Linked DNA regions of Mus musculus: all the other regions are linked to region 4. The links are chromatin loops, found by intact Hi-C in ENCODE. Cell type or tissue: left cerebral cortex. All regions are shown on one strand.

What was found. Hi-C counts contacts between places; a loop is a spot of excess contacts. Peaks named below come from ENCODE experiments on the same cell type or tissue, not always from the same donor. Only the 100,000 strongest peaks of a DNase experiment are listed, where the experiment ranks them.
Region 1: a loop joins it to region 4, with 2.1 times the contacts of the local background. A loop is called at or near these places in 3 of 42 quality-filtered maps.
Region 2: it touches region 4 in a loop (2.1-fold over the local background); 2 of 42 quality-filtered maps call a loop at or near these places.
Region 3: it touches region 4 in a loop (2.1-fold over the local background); 8 of 42 quality-filtered maps call a loop at or near these places.

What each region holds. Positions count from the first base shown.
Region 1 is chr15:88,996,378-89,001,377 of GRCm38, forward strand. Mov10l1 (Mov10 like RISC complex RNA helicase 1) reads left to right here. Exons shown (of 27, transcript NM_031260.2): 7 at 292-518; 8 at 903-1,026; 9 at 2,391-2,585. Among named protein-coding and RNA genes, the nearest start is that of Mov10l1, 16 kb to the left of the region's middle. In left cerebral cortex, a CTCF peak has its summit at 2,965 (motif pointing left); DNase peaks (open chromatin) are centred at 845, 2,452 and 2,948.
Region 2 is chr15:88,946,780-88,951,779 of GRCm38, forward strand. All of the region lies in intron 1 of Ttll8 (tubulin tyrosine ligase-like family, member 8), which reads right to left. Among named protein-coding and RNA genes, the nearest start is that of Ttll8, 5.1 kb to the right of the region's middle. In left cerebral cortex, CTCF peaks have their summits at 315 (motif pointing right) and 3,105 (motif pointing left); no DNase peak of the experiment used is centred here.
Region 3 is chr15:88,826,290-88,831,289 of GRCm38, forward strand. It overlaps Creld2 (cysteine-rich with EGF-like domains 2), which reads left to right. Exons shown (of 10, transcript NM_029720.2): 10 at 98-392. The coding sequence ends at 147. Among named protein-coding and RNA genes, the nearest start is that of Gm23144, 6.5 kb to the right of the region's middle. In left cerebral cortex, CTCF peaks have their summits at 1,861, 2,083, 2,618 (motif pointing right) and 3,741; DNase peaks (open chromatin) are centred at 1,847, 2,194, 2,609 and 3,650.
Region 4 is chr15:89,056,932-89,061,931 of GRCm38, forward strand. Panx2 (pannexin 2) reads left to right here and starts at 2,795. Exons shown (of 3, transcript NM_001002005.2): 1 at 2,795-3,368. The coding sequence starts at 3,143. In left cerebral cortex, no CTCF peak of the experiment used is centred here; DNase peaks (open chromatin) are centred at 2,346, 2,570, 3,353 and 3,623; H3K4me3 peaks cover 2,190 bases; H3K27ac peaks cover 1,615 bases.

The sequences.
Region 1 (5,000 bases), 61 kb before region 4:
ACACTAAGGTGGAAGCAGAGAGCTGGCTCCCTTGAGCTATTCTCCAGCCTTGTATGAGCTCATCCTGAGGCATGCACCTACACACACACTGCAGGATAATTACTGAAAGGACAAGGCTGGTCTGTATAACAAAAGAATCTCTCACTTTCTTCAAATTAAACCCTCAAATGTCCTTCAAACTGCAGGTGCATGCAGGGACCCTTTGCAACACTGAATTGTGTGGGTTGGGTTGACTGTAATGTCCGCTCGGGAAGTTCTGCCATAGCACATGATCTTTTCTCTTTCTTCCAGGAATAAAGGGAAGGTCTCTCGGGAGCTTGTCAGTTGCAGACTGGCTAACTGGGATAAAGCACACCAGTTTAGATTTGAGACACAGGGCAGAAGCAAGTCCTGCCCAGGAGCGGCTGCTGGGTCTGTTCCTGAAGGTGAAAATGTTAATTCATTGAATCATCACAGAGAAGACAAAACTGATGAGATTCCAGAGAGCCGTCTGGCGAACAGCACAGAAATCTCTCCAGGTAGCTGGTGCAGCTGCTTCCCCGTCAGGTCCAGGAACTGAGCTGGCCTTTTGACTTGTAACTTAACAAGTCCACCTATGCCCTGGCTATCCTTGATGTCTTAACCCTTCTGAATGTGGGTCCTTGTGCTCCTGCAGTGTCGGGGTTGGGACAGGGACAGAGACAGCTTCACATAGGCCAGCATGTGCTTTAGGAGACGTGAGTGCTCCTCAACGAGGCCAGACCCCTGTCCCCATCCTGGCTGGTCGTGTAGGTAGATCCTATCCCTGCTTCCCTGTTCTGTTAATGCCTTCAAATGTTGATGTGTGGGTGAGCGTTCTTTCCCAACACTTTTAGGAATAAGTTACCTTCCCCTCACCCTGTTGGTATAAATGTCGTCTCCAGATGGCTGCGCTTGTAAAGAAGAAAGTAGAGAAAAAGGAAACACGCCAGAGAAACAGGAGCCAGAGCCTGGGGGGCTCATTCCTCCGGGGGAGAAGACTCACATTGTGGTCACATGCAGTGCCAAGTATGTGCTTGGTTCTTCCCTGGGTCATCTGTGATGCTTACATGTTAAACCATTCATGCCATGTGATTTGATAGAACCAAATCACAAAGACAAGCATGGCCCAGAAAACATCTACCTAGGATGGGATCCACTCTTTATGTGAGTACACTGTAGCTATCTTCAGGCACACCAGAAGAGGGATGGTTGTGAGCCACCATGTGGTTGTTGGGAATTGAACTCGGGACCTCTAGAAGAACAGTCAGTGCTCTTAACCACTGAGCCATCTCTCCAGCCCCTGGAATCCACTCTTACCTTCAGCAGACAACCTGACTCTATCTTTGCAAAGAAAATGGTGTTCATGACCCATTTAGATTTGAGCATCCTCTGCTACTTCGGAGCCTTTCTGATGGCAGCCATCTCGAACTAATTTCCACTGTGTCCTGGTGTCCCCAAGATCTCAGTCTGTCTATGTCCCCTCCTCATCCTCTGGGAATCTCTTAGTGAACGGAGAGGCCAAGGGGGGCAAAAGGAGCAGAGCCCAGACTGGAAAGTCCCGTCTCCACTCTGCCGCCCTCACCTGTTGTAACCTGGTGTACTCCACAGCCTTTCAGGCAGCTCTCCTTTGCGTGTTCTCTGTCCTGCGTCTCCCGCTAACATTCTGGCTGCTCAAAAGCATGTGGCCATGAAGGTTGATATTTGGTCCAGGGTCCTTCCATATCACCAGTCATTTACATCCTTTTGAAGACACAAATCTGACTGCCTCGCTTTACCTACATCAGATTGTAGGTAACCTTTAACCAAACACAGGTCCTTCAGTCACCCATATAAAATTGCTGGGGCCTTAGCTGGGTTTTTAACCATAAAGTAACAGGAGTACCTAGGTCAAGAAGACTGTAGTTCTAAGTAGAGGACACTGTGCACAACAGCACCTGTGTTAGAGCCACCGTGGAAGCAAACAGTCAAGTGAAAACCACACCATTTCAGTCACAGTGGGAGTCAGGAATATGGGAACTTTGGGAATGTTGAAAGTGTTTTCCCTGTTAAATTTCAGAGTTATGGAAAGGACTGTTTTAAGCACCTGAATTTATCTTGATGTATTCGTTACCTTGCCTGTTGCAGTGATAAAATACCATGGGAGGGGGGGCTTAAGGCCTATCTCCCTAGTAATTGTAGATCCTACCACACTGACAATTGAGGTTACCCATCACACTTGAGAAATACTACATTTCCTGTTTTAGAAAGTAAACTTTTCTGTGTAAAAAAATTACTAAAAAGTCAGCATGGTTGCTCCTTATAGCTTTGCAGCTTCCTTAAATATCAAAAGCGAAATCAGATTGAATCTGTCTCATTTTTAACTGAGACTAAATATCTATTTTTGTTTCAAGAAACCCTGGCCGTTGCAAGGAGCTGCTTCTGCTCTGTTTCTCCGACTTTCTCATTGGGCGGCATCTTGAAGTGAGTGTGGTGAGCAGCGAGGAGGCCCTGATAGCTGTGCGTGAGCCGTTTTCTTGGAAGAAGCCTAAAAGCTCCCAAACATTAGTGTCTGCAAAGACTACAGTTGTTGTAACCACACAAAAAAGGTACCTGGAGAAGGGTGTGTGACTTTCTGTGTTTGCTTTATATGTTCTGGAGAGGCAGACACGTGTGGCAGGCAGCAGACATGTCCCCTGCCCCGCCCTGCCCCCTTGTCATTCCCTTCCTCCCCAGATGAGGAGGTGACAAGGGCAGGGCCTGTGTTTGAGCTTCTTTCCTTACAGGTTTTGGGGCAGGATGCGTGGTCATGGAACTTAGCAGGGCAGATTCTGTGACTATTCCCACCAGTGTCTATGCAAGGCAGGCCCCATGCACCCCTCAGCTCTGCTTTTCCTTGGCAGATATTGAGACCACTTGAAAGCAGAATGGATTGACTCTTGGCTCCTCCTGTCCACTGGATAGGACTGGCTCTGCTGCCCTCTGCTGTAGCTTCAGCAGAGGGTCTGTGCCTTGCTGGCTGGTTGCAGTGTGGTTTGTATTGGGCCCCAGGATTACTTGGTCACTGGTACTGTTCAAGAATGGTACCAGAATTATATGACTTGAGTACAGGTTTGTGGGACCCATTTCTGTCTGTCTGGGTTAGGTCCCGGGTCCATCTGCTCTTGTTTGCAGTTAACAAAGCATAAAACTTCTGAGGAACACATTTTGTTATAAGTTTGGTCCAAAGCTTGGTGACCTGCATGAGGGTTAAATGGTTTTGTCCTGGGTGCTGGACACATTGTCATGCCTCTGTCATTCCTGAGGGTTTGAGTTCAGGTGCTACCCACAGCCCAGCAGGCAAGAATATTATTTCTCTAATACTGGAAAATTGTGGATTTCAGACCATGTTAACCCAGTAACAATGTAAGACAGAGGATGATGGACTTGTGCATTGTAGGCTGGAAGGAGCGCGTATTAGCAGACAGTATTGGGGGATGGCTGGCCTTGACCTTGACCGTTGTTTGGAAGGCAGCTGTGGATACCATGCTGCTTTAGACCATCGTTTGAATTATAGCACTGCGACCAAGAAGCTCTGTGGCTTTGAGAAATTTTCTTGACCTCTCTGTGCCTTAACTTCATTTGTAAGTGATAGTCCCTACCTCATGTAGTTTGAGGAGTAAATGGTTAGAGCACATAAAATGCAGTTTCCTGGCACAGAGCAGTCAGTCAGTGCTGATGGTTCTTGCTCACTTTCGGGTTCTTGGCTAGAGAAAAAGCCCAGATTGGGAACAAGATGGGTGGTAATGGTAAGAGCAAGTGCTCTGATTCCCACCGCCCAGCCAGAGTTTCTCCAGAGGAAGTAAGGTACCCACCCACAAACACAAATGCTCTGATAGCCTGCTAGCTATTTCCCTGGGAGTACTAGCACGTCCATGGACGAGACTTCCTCCAGGTGAGTGGTTCTCAGCCTCCCTAATGCTGCAAGCCTAATTCAGTTCCTCATGGTGTGGTGGCCCCAGCCATAAAATGATTTCATTTACTTCACAATTTTAAGTTTGCTACTGTTATAAGTCATAATGTAAGTATCTGACATGCAGGACCTCTGACCTGTGACCTCAGAGGGGTTGTGACCCCTCGGTTGCAGACTGCTGCTCTAGAATAAGACTCTTGGTTTCCTGGCAGGCTGGGCAGTGGTGGACACTCACTCCCAGCTGTCTAATGCCTGCATGTGCTGCCAGGACTCCCGGCTGGCTCACTCAGTCACAGTGCTCTGTCATGCTCCTGTTGTAGATATCAGGGTGTTGAAATGTACTACATCAGACTTCTATACATTTTGTTGTTGTTGGTTTTTTGAGACAGGGTTTCTCTGTTTATCCTTAGCTGTCCTGGAACTCACTCTGTAAACCAAGCTTGCCTCAAACTCAGAGATCCACCTGCCTCTGCCTCCCTGAGTGCTGGGATTAAAGGTGTGCACACCACACCTGGGTCTCTTTAATTTTTAACTAAGTGTATAAAACAGTGGGGTTTGTGATATTTCTAAACACAGATAACTGTACCTTGACAAGGTCTGCCTGCTCACACCTCTCCTTACCCCTCCCTCCAATAGTCTCTGCGTTTGTTTCCTTTTTTCTTCTCCCTTTCCCTCACACACAGTCTTTTTTCTGCCTTCCCATGTGGTGTGAGTTTAAAAGTCTGTATTCTACATATAAGAGAAAATTTTCCTTTCTTATCCTTCCTTCCTCCCTTCCTTCCACCCTTCCATCCTTTTTAATTTCGTTTTAAAAGATTTATTTATTTATTATATGTAAGTACACTATAGCTGTTTTCAGACACTCCAAAAGAGGGCATCCAATCTCATTACAGATTGTGGTTGCTGGGAAGTGAACTTGGGACCTTCGGAAGAGCAATCAGTGCTCTTAACCACTGAGCCATCTCTCCAGCCCCCTTCCTTCCTTATTAAGATGATGATCTCCAGTTTCAGCACACAACACAATTGTTTTCCTCTTTGTGGCTGACTAAAGCTCTTATATGAATATACATGA
Region 2 (5,000 bases), 110 kb before region 4:
CAAGAGACCAAGCACCACCTTAGTGAGAACTTTGCTTTACTAGAACAGTGGGTGAGGGTTGGCTGGGGGCTTAAAAACATCTGTGACTAATAAGACCAACACTGTCGAGGTAAAATCCGGGAAGAGTTTCCTCAGGATCACTCCAAGGTCCAAGGTCGCAGCTCAAGCTGGCAGCTGAGCTTGGTAACTCTCAGGAGTTTCTCACGTGGTACTAGTGCTGAAGTCATGAAGGGTCATGGAGAACAGCTGAGATGGGGCACTGTGTGACAAGATTGAAATCACCCTGAAGAAAGGCCAGGAGAGGCCGCTGGTGAGGCACAGCTTTAATTTCAGTGGATACCCAGTATATTGGAGATATTAGAACTATGGGATGACCACCAAGGATGACAACAGAAAGTGGGCGAGAGATGCAGAGACTCAGAGTCAAACACTACTTGGAGCCAGGGGAAACCTGCAAGAGATAGGAAGAAAAGATTGTAGGAGCCAGAGGGGTCCAGGACACGGCAAGAACACAGCCCACAGGATCAACTACGCAGGGCTCATAGGGGCTGACAGAGACTGAAGCAATAAACAGACGTAGGTCCCGTGCAATGGGTCTGACCTAGGTCCCGTGCATTTGACTTATGGTTGTATAGCTTGTGGAACTCCCAACAATGGAAGTGTGGGGTTGTCTCTGACTCTTTGCCTACACCTGGGACCCTTTTCCTCCTACTGGGTTGCCTTATCCAGCCTTGCTATGAAGGTCTGTGCCCAGTCTTCTTGTATCTTGTTAGACTGTGTTTGGGGAACATCCCTGGGAGAACCGATGTTCGTTTGTTTTTCTTTTGTAGGGAAACAGGAGGAACTGATCTGGGGGAGAGGACTAGAGGAATGGAGGGAGGGGAAACTGGTTGAGATGTACACAGTGAAACTGTACACACTCAAAGCATCCAGCAAAGCCCAGTTGAGGCAACAACTGTCCCCTCCAGATCTAGGGCCCAGCCAAGGGTAAGTGGGACAGAACTACCACAAGAAGGCAGAACGAAACCAAGTTCAAATTGAGGCTCCCCACCAATCAAGGATGTCCTGGGTAGAGAGTCCACACTTTGAAAGCCCACATAGGAAGATGGGCCTTAGAAGAGGAAAGATCATTAAAAGAGAACAACAGTGTGTGTAGTCAAGCAGATTCAGATATGAACAAACTAGCTGTAAAGTTATTTTGAGGGAAGCCAGGGAGATACAAGCTTATTGTAGGATTAGGTTTTTATTAAGGAATTATTGTAAATTTTGTGAAAGCAGAAAAAATAATTGGTCATATAAAAATGTCCCTTTAGAGATTATATATATGTGTGTGTGTGTGTGTATAGTTTATAATTTACATACTAAAGACAAAAGAGAAACATTTTATAACATTAAAAATAGGCATAGTGGATAGATGACTGCTTACAGCCATTTGTAACTACAGTTCTAGAGGGCCCGGTGCCCTCTGGCCTCTGTAGGCACTGCAACACACTTGGTGCTCATATATACACACACAGGCAAAAACACTCATACACTATACAATGTTACTCTCGACTTTAACCAGAAGAGCTGCTCTTGTCGGTGAATAGTGGCGAAGGTAGACTTGTGCTCAAAGTGCTGGGTAGGTGACAGTTGATGGCTCAGCCAGTAAATGACATTTACACCTGTCCCAAGGCTTGGGAAAACACTGTGGAAAGGATTTCTTGCCATCTCCGGGCAAGACAACAATCACAAACTCACACCAGATTGGGTTGCCAGAGTGGGTCTGTGAACAGTCAGGGACAGGGTCTGGTGGCCCCACATCTCATAGGTGAACTATTGGCTGAGGGTACATTCTGAGAGATGGGGAGTTCTTTCCCTCAGTTGTCTATGCACTGGTGAGCCCACCAGACGTCAGTGAGTGACTCCGCCAATCTGGCTGAACTTAGTGGAACGCAGAATACATCAAGAGACATGAATCTGGGAAAGGGACTTGTAGGGGGCGGAGAATTGATAGGGGATAAGGGAGGAGGGGTGAGTAATCAGAAAGCATTATGTATTATTTATGAGATTATCAATAAGCTTAGTAAAGGTAAATTGTTAGGACAATATTACCGTTCTCAATGTATGTTCACCTCATAGTAGCGCTTCGGATAGAAATACAAGCCGACAGAAGCAAAGCCATAGCAGAGCTGTACGGGGGCATTTGAATCTGCTTCTTTTGGGAAATGAAAGATTAAACAAAGGAGCAGCACAAGACAGCAGTTTGGATGGCATGATGAGCGGCCACACTCCTAAACACAGAGAAACCCAAGACCCAACCTCCAAGCCCCACCACACCCAGCAAAGCTTATGGCAATGTAGATGGAGAGATGCCTACATTTGTCACGCACGCTGCTGGGTGTCTGGTCACTTGCGGTGTGTCTCTAGGGCTGTGTGTTTAAGGCCTGGCTTTCTTTCTGATCTCCCTTTCTCTGCCTCCTGACACTGTCAACCAGGAGGGACTGAGTCCTCTTAAACCTTGAGCCAAAATCAATAATTCCTCCTTTAAGTTGATTAGTTAGAGATTTTTGTCACAGTAACGATAAAACACAGAGGTTGAATTTCCTGCCAATTACCAAAACCAAACCAGGAGTATATAAAAACAAGTAGAATTTTCCTAAGTGTTCCAGAACTCGTGGCACATTTAGGACAAATTAAATGTTAATTAGAAAATAATATAAATGAAATCATAATTTAAAAAAAAAGACATATCAAAGCATTACAGTGCAGGTCAAGTAGTAACCCGAGGGAAATCCGTAGGTTGTTAAATACAGATTTCACCAAAGAAAGCATATTAAAAGTTATCTTCACGTCAGCCCAAGAAAGAAAACGATCCACTCAAGGAGGTTGGAGGAAAGGAAAGGAAAGGAAAGGAAAGGAAAGGAAAGGAAAGGAAAGGAAAGGAAAGGAAAGGATAAGTTAGGAGCAAAATTCGGTGAAGTGAAAAGTATTCTAGGGCTGGAGAGATTGCTTAGCGGTTAAGAGCATGACTGCTCTTCCAGAGGTCAGGAGTTCAAATCCCAGCAACCATATGGTGGCTCACGATCATCTGTAATGAAATCTGATGCCCCCTCCTGGTGTGTCTGAAGAGAGCAACAGTGTACTCACATAAAATAAATGAATAAATCTTTCAAATTAGAGAGAGAGAGAGAGAGAGAGAGAGAGAGAGAGAGAGAGCAAGAGAGTATTCCAGATAAAACTAGCACAAGTAGGATCTGGTATAGGAAACATTGGGAGCAGCGCTGGGGCTTCAGCTCAGTGGGCAGGCACCTGCCAAGCACGTTCGACTCTGAGTTGGCTCCCAATACTGAGGAGAATCAAAAGGAAAGGAAAGGAAGAAGGAAAAGAAAGTTTTAAACAGGTGAACTTTTACCTAGGCAAATTAAGAAGAAACACCTAAGACAAATTAGCAACATTGAGAATGAGAGGGAGATATTGCTACTGACTGTGAATATTAAGATATCAATACACTCATATTATTATTATATTAGTAGTAGTATATACATGCCAACAATGGAGCAGCACATAGGAAATGGAGATTTCCTTTGATATACACATGGAAACGAACATCAGAGAAACAGAAATCCCAGATCAGTTTACTTCCATTCAAGACATTAATTCCATAACTAGAATATTATCCCAAATGAAAACTCAAGGTGTAGATGACATCCATAAGTTAGTCTATCCAAATATTTAAGGGAAAATTTTTATATAAACCATGAAGGTATATTGTTAACACCAACACCTGACAAAGACATTACAAGGAAGGGATAGTGCTCACTAATCTCTCTCATAACGATGACACAAGCCCTAACAGATACATTCATAAATTAAATCTACTGACAGGGAGAAATGAAAACAAAAACAAAACACTACCAAATGGAGTTTATCCCCAAAATGCAGAGCTGGTTAGTGTTTGAGAGCCTGTTAGCACAATCCATCATATTAATATATAAATTAACACTATGACTTAACAGATGCAGAAAAAACATACCATAACAGCTGGTAATTGTTAAAATTAAACAACTTAAAAGCAGAGGCTAGAGAGATAGCTCAGTGATTGAGAGTGTTTGCTGCTCAGTCAGTGCGCATGTTACAAAGCATCTCACAAATGCCTGTAATCTGAGCTCTGAGGGATAAGATGCCTTCTTCTGCCTTCTACACACACACACACACACACACACACACACACACACACACACACACAGAGAGAGAGAGAGAGAGACACACACACACACAGACACACACAGACACACACACACACACAGACACACACACACACACACGCACATATCATACACACTTGAAAAACTTTTTTTAATTTCCAGACAAGGTTTCTCTGTGTAGCCTAGGCTGGTCTCAAACTCACAGAGATCCACCTGGTAGTGCCTACATTCATTTATAGAGAGAATCTCTTGTGCACTATGTGGAAGCATCGCCTGTCAATAAAAAGCTTTGGCATGAAATAGGAGGTAGGATGTCCTGGCAGGAGGAGAGGGTTTGGGAATAGAGTCAGGCACAGGAGAGGTTCATCTCTAACACTGATGGAGACGGCTGGCCACATAAAACTGAGACAAGTTAACTGGCCATGTGGCATTCTCAGAATAGAACAAATGGGTTAATTAAATTACAAGCCAGCTGGGGGACAAGCTTTGGCCTTGGCATTTATTCATGAAGCATTAAGTTGTCAGAGTTGTTATTTCAGGAACTTGGGCATGGGTGGAAAAGGCAGTGGTTACATTTAATCCCTGTGGGAAGCCACATACGCCATTACAAGATGGTGCTGACTACCACTGGCCACCACCTGTAAGTTCGGGTAAACAACCAATGTGCGCATGTGCATAAGGGTTTCGCGCCAAGTCACAGCCCATCCCGGGGAATGTAAATGAGGTACTGAAAGCACAACCAATCAGGTATAGACACGCCACTCCTAGGCCTATATAAGCAGCGCCAGTTTTGGGGCTCACGGTCTTTCGCCT
Region 3 (5,000 bases), 230 kb before region 4:
CCCACCAGTGGGTACTGGGGTAGCAGTGCTCATCCTCCAGCTGCCTGCCCACCCAGCCTTGAGGCACTAACTCAGTGACCTTCGTGTCTTCTGACAGAAGTCACAGAGGAAAACCCCACACAGCCACCCTCCCGTGAGGATTTGTGACGGGCATCCGGATTCAGAAGCCAAACTCACCCTTTAAGTTATTGAGAGGATACCTATAGAAAATGTGGCCCATGGACATGAACCCCATTTCTCCAGGAAGACTTCAGAGGGAGAAGCTGCGTACTCGGACACAGCTGATGCTCACTTGGCCCTTTCAAAAGCTGCATTTCTTGGTGGTTCTTACACAGATTTGTATATTTTGATATTGTTCTTTATAATAAAAATGATCATTGAAGGTCACCAGGAACAGGACGTGTTGGTTTGTTTCATTGAGAATGTGGGCATTACCACTAGTCAGTTTGTACCTGTCCTGCCAAAGCTGGGAGATACATGGACGCATGTCTTCCCATGAGGATCAGGGAGATAGTTGGACCCAGGGCTTCCCATGAGGACTCAGAGGGAGATAGATGGACGCATGTTTTCCCATGCAGACTCAGAGGGAGATAGACGGACACACATCTTCCCATTCGGACTCAAAGGGAGATAGATGGACCCATGTCTTCCATGAGGGCTTAGAGGGAGATAGATGGACACATGTCTTCCATGAGGACTCAGAGGGAGATAGATGTACACACATCTTCCCATGAGGACTCGGGGGCGGGGGGCGGGGGGAGATAGATGGACTCATGTTTTCCCATGAGGACTCAAGAGGGAGAGAGATGGATTCATGTCTTCCCATGGGGACTCAGGAAGATAGATGGACCCATGTTTTCCCATGAGGACTCAGGGATAGATGGGACCCCACGAGGACTCAGAATCTACTGGCCTTGGTGGGTGCATGGCAAGTTGACCCTGAGCAGGTGTCCAGTGTAGTAGAGGACAGTGGTGTGTGTGTGTGTGAGATATTCTGGCCTACACTGTGGTCTGCCTTGGGTAAACACATTGTGACATGTAGCTTCAGGGGCTGCTGAACATATTTTCTAGAAGCCTGGTCTCTGCTAAGTATGGGATAACCAGGAGTTGGGGCCCAGTGGGAGGTGGGCATGAATTCCAAGGGGTTTGGGGGTATTGGGATCCTGGTTCACTTCCTTTCTTGACCATGAGGGAATCTTGCCTACCACAAACACCCATTCTGTGCCGCACACCACATCCCAAAGCAATGTGGCCAGGTGAAGGAGCGCTGGAACCCCTAAACTCAGCCAACATAGCCTTTTCCTCTGCTGAAGTCGATTATCTCAGTAACAAGAAGGTGACTCTGGCACTCCGCCTCTGAGCCTGCAGTGGCAGTGTTGGCCGCAGCGTTCAAAGATGAAGCCACCAAGTTCAGGAGCTAAGCTGGACAGACAGTTCATCTGGGCATGAAGAAACATTAGAAAAAATCAGGACACAGGTTGAGTGTCCCCTGGAGGATCCCTGGCCTTGCCAGCACACAGTGCCCCTCTGCTGCAGCTCTCCAGGGATCTGGATCTTCATGGTCCTTGGGGGGGGGGTCCCCATGGTCTGGCCTTGCCACTCTTCCTGCTGTGATGCCCTAAGCTGCGACCTGCGTGCACAGGCGAAGGCAGTGGACAGATGTTATGCCCTTTCCCCTGTACCTCACAGACACAACTGACAACTGACACCATGCCAACTGGGCCCTCTGGTCAGCTCCTGCCTGGAACCTAACATGGAGAATCTGGCCTGCCTCAGTTTGGCTTCTGTTCAGTTCCACCTGTGTGGCTCTGTCAGCTAGATGTCGCTCTTACCCTACTGGGATGGGGAGTTCATGTCAGGACACTGACCAGGGTTGACAAGCCGACAGCAGACCTGTGTGTGCAGGCCAGGATCCCTGCTGCTTCCCCAGTGTTCCTACCACAGGCAGCTCTCAGGTGACTGAAGGCAGACGCCACAGCCATCCAGCCATCCATCCTGACAGCTTAGTGACCCCTGGTGGCACTGTCTCCACAAGGCCACTGATGAGGTACACATCCTAGTGAAAGGTGGGGTTGCCTGGGCAGCCTTCTCATGAATGGTGCTGCAGGAATCAAGGACCAGGGTGTGGGTGGCTGCTGTTTGGGCGCTGGCCACTGTGGGGCACTGTTTGTGCTGTGGCCTTGGACCAGGTATTTCTGCTGCTGGGACATGCTCTTGTAACCCAGAGTCCCCGATGACCTGGTATCTCTTCCCAACCTGAGATGACGGCTACTTTTCCCTCCTTAAGTAAATAAATGTTTCTTGGGGGAGGAACCTGGGGATATATGCAGCAGACAGGGTCCATTGGGGAACGTGGACAGACTCAAGTAGGACCTCATCTGGTAGGCAAATTCAACAGACCGGGTCCCCTGACCACAGTGGCCTGGAGTTCCCAAGCTGAAGATCAGGAACATAGACCGTGGGGTTTGAATGTAGGCACCCCTCTGCCTGCACTCAGCCTTCTGGGTTGGGGCAGGGGACCCTAGGTTCCTTCTGTGCCTTGGCCCCCCGCAGACTGTGTGGAAGGCCAGAGTCACCTCTTCCTTACGCACCAGTCCTGTCTGGGTACATGGCCAGCAGGTGGCACTGTTGATCAGTACTGGCCAAGCCAACTCTAACACTCTGCTGTGTCTGGGTGGGACCAGTTCTTCACTACAGGGACATCCCTCCCCCCTCCCCCCCCTCCTCGTCACCCCCCCTCCGCCACCCCAGAGCTGCAACCTGGAGCCTGTGTGCTTCCCTCCCACCCGTGTTTGTGAGAGAATATTCAGACCGGTCCTTCAAAAGATAGGAAGAAAATCTTGGCTTCACATTTGACCTGTGGCCTGAAGTCTTGTGTCCCCCTCACCTAATCTGGGTACTGCTGCCCATATCGAGTCCTCCTTCAGAACACCTGTCATGCCCACCCTTCTTTGTGGGCCTTACCTGTCGAACAGTCTCCAGGGCATCAACCTGGGGCCTATGCTGGCTTTCTGGCCCAACCCCCTCTTTGCATGCTGTTAAGGAACACGCACACGCGCACACACACACACACACACACACACACGCACACGCACACGCACACGCACACACACATGTACGTTTGAGGATCTCACCATAGATTTCTAGATTCAGCAGGGTCTTTGGGTCTCAGCATAAACCCAGGTCGGGAGCCTTGCCAGGTACAGCCTTCTCTGGCCTTCAACAGGCATAATGGAAAGTTATTGAATCAGCTAGTAGTTCTTTCCAAAACTGACTCTGGTGGAAAGTATAGCTCAGTGTGGCCTTCTGGAAGGCTGGATGATAAGCCCTCCTTTTAGGCAGTGGTTATCAGTAGCCACTCTGGCCCCTATGGTGGGGTACAATGTCTGGACATGGAATGTCACATCTGAGGGACAATGTGACTATCCAGAGTGACTGGGTCCAGGGGTGTTTCTCTACACTCTGGGGTGTATGGTATGTATGGTACTACAGCGTGTATGCATGCACACATGTACACACACACACACCACACCACACCACACCACACCACACCACACCACACCACACCATCACACAGTGGCTAGCTCCAGGCAGCCACCTCAGAGGAAAAATGCTGACAGGAGCATCTGGCTGGCAGCCTGAATCTCAGCCAAGGATCTCTGCAGAGAGGAGAGCCACACTGGGTACGTGGGCAGCTTCGTGAGAATCAACCTTCCACTGTGGCAGAGCAGCAGCCAGTCTCTTGGGGGCACTGTCCTGAGTGTATTCACTGGTCATCGGGGCAGCCTTGCTGTCCAGGGAATGCATAGCTTCTGTCTAAACCATCACAGCCCTCCATTCATGTGCTCAGAGACTGACAGGGTTGCCAACACCTGACTAAGTCATTCTGTCTACCTGGCTGTCCAAAATGTCATCAATGGGACGTGCCTGTTGCTGACTTCTGGGGACATGCAAATAAACATCTCATTACCTCGAAAAGGTCAGCTGTGGCAGAAACCAATTCCAGCCAAGCCCAGTCTGCCAAAGCAATGAATTTATTGGTGAAGAGTTAGCTATACTGCCATTCCAGAAGCACTACATAGTGACTGTCCCTGGGTTTGCTGACCTGATGACAGAGCATGAACTGGGCTAGTGGTCAGTCAGTCGGACCTAGAAGAACATGGTCTCAGAAGAGTTGGTGGTCAGCTGTTTCATTTCTCACTCAGCAGGCATCATCTTTCATTGTGGGTGAACAGCCTGGCCCTGCACCCCGAGTTTCTGAGACAGATCCACCTTAGGCAGTCAGCCAGGAACCCCATATTTCCTACCCAGCCATTCAGTCTGGAGTCAGACTCCAGGATATGGAAGCCAGGCCACTTATGTGTGGCTCACTGGGGGCTCTCCCTATTCAAAACTACTGATTTGTGTCCCTAGTATACAGCTAAAGATTCCCTGAGTGTACAACCCACCACTCACCACTTGACCACCTACCGTCCTCCCTAAGGTGTGTGTCATCCAGGGGAGGGCACAGGCTGTAGCTGAGAGGCCTGCTTTGGAGGTCACTTACTCCAGCACGCTGGCCCCACAGAGCCTCACCACTCTTAGTCACGTTCAAGCCATGAGACTTCCCTGAAGACAAGAGTTCCTACCGCCCTAGGCAGAAGCATTCAACCATGACTTGTCATAAACAGAAGTGTATGGATCCTCTGTTAGGCAAGGTGGTTAAAGTACACAGACCTGCAAGGGCTATGCAAGCCTGGAGCTGAAGAGTCCTGCGGTGGCAAAGATGGCACCTCTATCCCCTTTTCAGACAGTTTTGGGACATTTCCTCTCCTCTCCCTAGACCCATCCACTTGTCTTCTGTAGTAGACACACTAGTAGGATGGATGGAGCTGCTGTGAAATGACCACCCTTGCATCCTTTGGGTCTTTAAATCATGTCCCCTGACAACCTTTCTTGGGAATGGCCAAGGACAGAATCCATACTGATACCTGACTCTGCTCTGGTTCTGGGAAGGTGTT
Region 4 (5,000 bases):
TGAACCTGCGTCCTTTGTAAGAACACCCGGTGCAGTGATGGATCGTTGAGCCATCTCTCTAACCCATGTTTCTCAACTTTTTAAGGCTGCTTACAATGTCATTCAAGAATACTGTAGATTTTGCCATTCTAAAGCAAAGCAGAGCAACCTATATCATATGAGAGGAAAATGCATTAGCATTTTACACCAGCATTGTCCTCTAAAAAGGACGTCCTCCAGAGCTAGAAATGGCTTTTCCTTCTTGAATCTTGTATTTTACTCTCAATGGATTGAACCCCAGTGTAAAATAGTATGCTTATAGGTCAGTGTGAAAGAAAATGTGAATTTTTCTTTCCTTTTTTTTGAGGGGGGGGGGAATATTTTATGTTCTGTACCCAAAATGGAATTTCACATTCATTGCCCATGACCCCAGAAGACAAGTAATGAGCTTTTGCCAAGGAAGCCTAAGCAATGCTTGATGCAGAAGCTTTGGTTTGCTCGATACTCCTGACCCTCTCAGGCATCTGGCCGCAGGTTGAAGTGGTCAGTTGTAAACGAAGGCAGTTCACAAATGGGAACAATGGGATGGGGACAGAGAAGCTGCTCATGGCCACTTGTGAGTCTCTCTTCATCACCCCCTACCACAAATAGAAGGTTCATTGATAAGGGTGGAAAGATACATTAGCCAGGCAGTGATGATGCATGCCTTTAATCCCAGCACTTGGGAGGCAGAGGTAGGTAGATTTCTGAGTTTGAAGCCAGCCTGGTCTACAGAGTGAGTTCCAGGACAGCCAGGGATAGGGATACACAGAGAAACCCTGTCTCAAAAACAAAACAAAAAGATACATTAATTCAATTAATCAGGACTATGTTCATTTAGCAAGATAATAGTAATGGGTTATCCCATAGAGCCCGTGACCCATCTAGCCATAGATTCTTGGCCCAGCAATGTGGGATCACCTTGTGAAGTAGGACTTAAGTCAATCACAAATGGTTGGCTGCTCCCATGATGTTTATGGCACTATTGCTTCGGTGGGATACTAGAGCGGTTGTCGTCACAGACTGCAGGATTCACAGCTTGGTAAGACTGTGTGAAAGGTAGCCAGGAGCACTGCAGCTTCCAGGTCAGTACTTGCTTAGTTTCTCCATGTCCCATGACTCCAGTATGCGGTATAGTCAGCAACAGAGTCTCACTATCAAGTTCGAGGGCAGCCAAGAACAGTGGTAGTAGCCTGTAATATTGGGACCTAGGGAAATTCAGTGGCCAACGACTAAACAACCAGTTCCTGGTACTGGGCTTTTTATTTATTAGCCTCTGGTGTCTAGCAGGGGCATTGTTGCCTCATTACTGGGCAACTCTATTTAAACGTTTATTTTTGTCTTTATTATTGATTTATGTATATGGGTATTGCACCTGCATGTATGTCTGTACCTCAAGAGCGCAGTGCCTGCAGGGGCCAGAAGGATCCAAGCAGACTGTTGCAAGTGACCAGAGGTATTGGGAAAAAGTCCATGGAACTGGGTTCAATTACCAGCATCCATATAGTGGCTTATAATACCTGTAACCCCAGCCCTGGGGAGTTCTAGCCTCCATGGCCACTGCATGCTGGTGGTACACCCATATATAGTTTTTTAAAAGAATATAACTCTCCACCCAGAGTGGATGGATAGAGCCTTTGAAGAGGCATGCACAAATAGATAACAAAGGAGACAACATTTGCGGGTGGGGTGCGGGGGGGTAAGGGAGACCTGCAGGTCAGAGAAAACCAACCTGCTGAGAAGGGGTCAGTGTGCGAAAGCTCTAGGAATCCAAAGGAAAACAAAAAATATAGGGTTCTGAAGGTGGGATGATGGAGTGAACAGCATAACCCTTCTGAGAGGCCAGGGAGGGTGCAGGAAGGACTGCCTTGGGAAGCCTGGGGTGAGGGCTTGCCAGCGCAGCCAGGAATCCTAGGCATGGGGAGTGAATGGCTGCTCACCACCCGCAGGGAGTAAGGTGAAGAAGGTAATGTCTGTGGGAGCAAGAATGCACCAGGAGGAGTCAGGCCTCACGGGACAGCAGTCCCTCCAGGTTTTGCTTCGGTCGGAGGAGATGTTTCCAGATAGCTTATGGATACTGAAGGAAGTTACTACTCCAGACATACACAGGAAAGGCTATGATGGAGAGATACTGAGCCAAGGAATCTTGCAGGAGGCCACGGTCACAAAAGTTTGTGTACAGTAGCTCCTGGGAGGAGAGAACATGTGGGTAGCCCAGAGAGGTCAGGTGACAATCCTAGAAGCCCCCACACCCTGGCCCAGCTCCACGGATGCCGACAGTGGGTGAAGCAGTGAAGATGCTAGGTACAAGCATATCCGCACTGGCTGGCGTCCCATCACAGCGTGTAAAGGGGCGCCCCTGGGTCCGGGACATGGCTGCAGTGAAGAGGCATCCAGGAGCTTTGGAGAGGACGCCCCACGGCATTTTTGTGCAGGCACTAACCTGGGAAAGAGGGTTCGGGCTTCCTTGCCCTTGCCTGCAACAGCTCACACGGCAGCCTCTGCGCCTGTGTGAAGACCAGGTCCGAGTGAGGAGCAAGAGAGCTGAGGTGTAGAACTAGAACCCTTTGGCTACCAGACACGATCTAACCCCAGAGCGGGCGATCCGCCTCTTTCTGTGCACAGGGCTATGGGGGACCAGGGCTTGGCCCAACCCTGATGCAAGGGGATGGTCAATATGAACTCGGTTCGTTTCATTTAAAAAAAAAAATTTTTTTTTTCTGCAAGTCATCGCCAACGCCGCAGCTACGTGGAGGGTGGGGGGGCTGGGGGCGGAGCCACGCCGCGGAGTTGCCGCAGGTAAACAGCCCCCCTCCCCGGCGGGAGCGGGCCGCGCGGCCCAGGCAGGAGAGCCGCCGCCGCCCCCGGGAGGGACGCAGGGCGCGGGCCGGCTACAGCGCACGGCGGGGGCGGCGGCGGCCCGGCGCCCTGGCAGCTCGACCCCTCTCGCGGGGCGGCAGACCCCCGAGCCCCGCCGCATCCCCGCTGACATCCCTCTTCCAGCGCTCCGCGCCCCCCCCCCCCACCGTGACCTCGGTCTCCGTCGCCCCCCGCCGCCCTCTCTGGCGCGCGGCCCCGCCCGCGCCCCCCGCCCGTACCCCGCCGGGCCGCGCCCCCGCCCCCCATGCACCACCTCCTGGAGCAGTCGGCGGACATGGCGACCGCGCTGCTGGCGGGCGAGAAGCTGAGGGAGCTGATCCTGCCTGGCTCGCAGGACGACAAGGCGGGCGCGCTGGCCGCGCTGCTGCTGCAGCTCAAGCTGGAACTGCCGTTCGACCGCGTGGTCACCATCGGCACCGTGCTGGTACCCATCCTGCTGGTCACCCTGGTCTTCACCAAGAACTTCGCAGGTGAGGCAGGGCGCGCGTCCGCAGGTGTTTAGCGCCCAGCGCTCCGAGCGCGCTGGCTCTCAGCGCCAGGCAGCCAGCGCCAGCTAGACCGCACCCACCTGGCCAGCCGCTGAGCCATTGCCCGCAGGTCTCATCACAGACCTTGGGCACCACCTCAGTCTGGCATGAGGGGTTGAGACAGGGCCGCCTGAGACATCTCCTCTGTTTTATTGTTGTTTGGCCTTCCATTCCTTCAGCCTCAAGCCGTGAGGAGAGTAGGCCTGTCCTACACTTGCTGGCCCCCGGGATGAATGGGATGTGGGGTCTGAGTTGTAGCATGTCACGTCACGGGTGGTGGGGGTAGGGAGGGCTGAGGCTTGGAGGAATAGCCAGATGAGGACCAGAGAAGGATGAGTGTTGAGGGCATTGCTCAGGGATAAGTGAAAAAAATCCCATGATGCTGCATGGGGTTCTTGGGGCTGACAGTGTAGGAAAAGTGAGGGTACTCCCGAGGAACTCTGAAACATCCCTTTCCAAAGCTCTTCTATAGAGGAGGCCAGACAGAGGCTGGCCCCGGAGGGCATCAAGCAATAATGGCCCAAGAAGCCACCCTTGACTGGCAAAGGCAGTGTAGGTAGAGGGTAGGGCAGGTCACTGAAGAGTGAGCAGGTTAAGGAGCTGACGTGTTAGGTGAGTAGAACTGGGCCTGCTCTATGAGGGAGCCTGTGGGTGCGCCTGCGGTTGTACACAGGAGAGTACACATGTAGAGTGGGCCCTGCCTAAGGTGACAGGCTGAGGCACTAGGGAGCTGGCTTCTGGTGACACACCGAGATGGGGAATAGCATCCCCACTGGAGCCGAGCTGAGGCAGACTCAGGTATCCATAGCCACAAATCAAATTGGTGGCCAGAGATGCCAGCTTCATAGCAGGAAGAAGACTGTCGGGGCTCCAGAGTTCCTCTGGAGGTGCAGGTCGCTCTGCCCTCTGCAGCTACTGGGCAACGAGAACAGGTATTTCGATACCCGCTTCTTCACCACCATCCACAGGTGCCTCCCCTTACAGGAAACTCCAGGACCTAGTGATGTCCAACCTGAGCTGAGGGCAGGCATCCTTCAGACTATTTAAGGCCACGCCAAAGGTGGAGGAAGTTCTCCTGGTCTCCATCCTTGAACACCAGAGTCCCTGACACTCAGGCACACCCAGGTGTGTGTATAAAGGGGGCCTTTGGCCATGTTGATCACAGTACCAGCAACGGGGTGGCTGCCTTACAACCGACGTGTACCTTACAGTTCCAGGAGCCAGAAGTCCAAACTCCAGGTATAGGGAGGGCTGAGTTCTCTCCAAAGCCCTTTCTTCCTGATGAGTGGTACCTATAGACTTTCCCTGGTATTCCTTGGTGGTATAGCTGTATACCACCCAAGCTCTGTGTCTGTCCTCTGTTGGGAATTTCCCCATGGTAGGGATTATTCTACTCCACTCCCGTTTCAGTTCATTTACAAAGGCTGTTTCTGTCAGTCCTTAGTACAGGGCCAGGACAACAGCAGATACTTGGGGGAACACAGCTCTATCTATGACAGACATCGTAGGGCAGCTTCAGATGTGGGTGGGCTGGGCCATCTTTGGTGATTCCTTGATAGGATCCCTACACCCAGA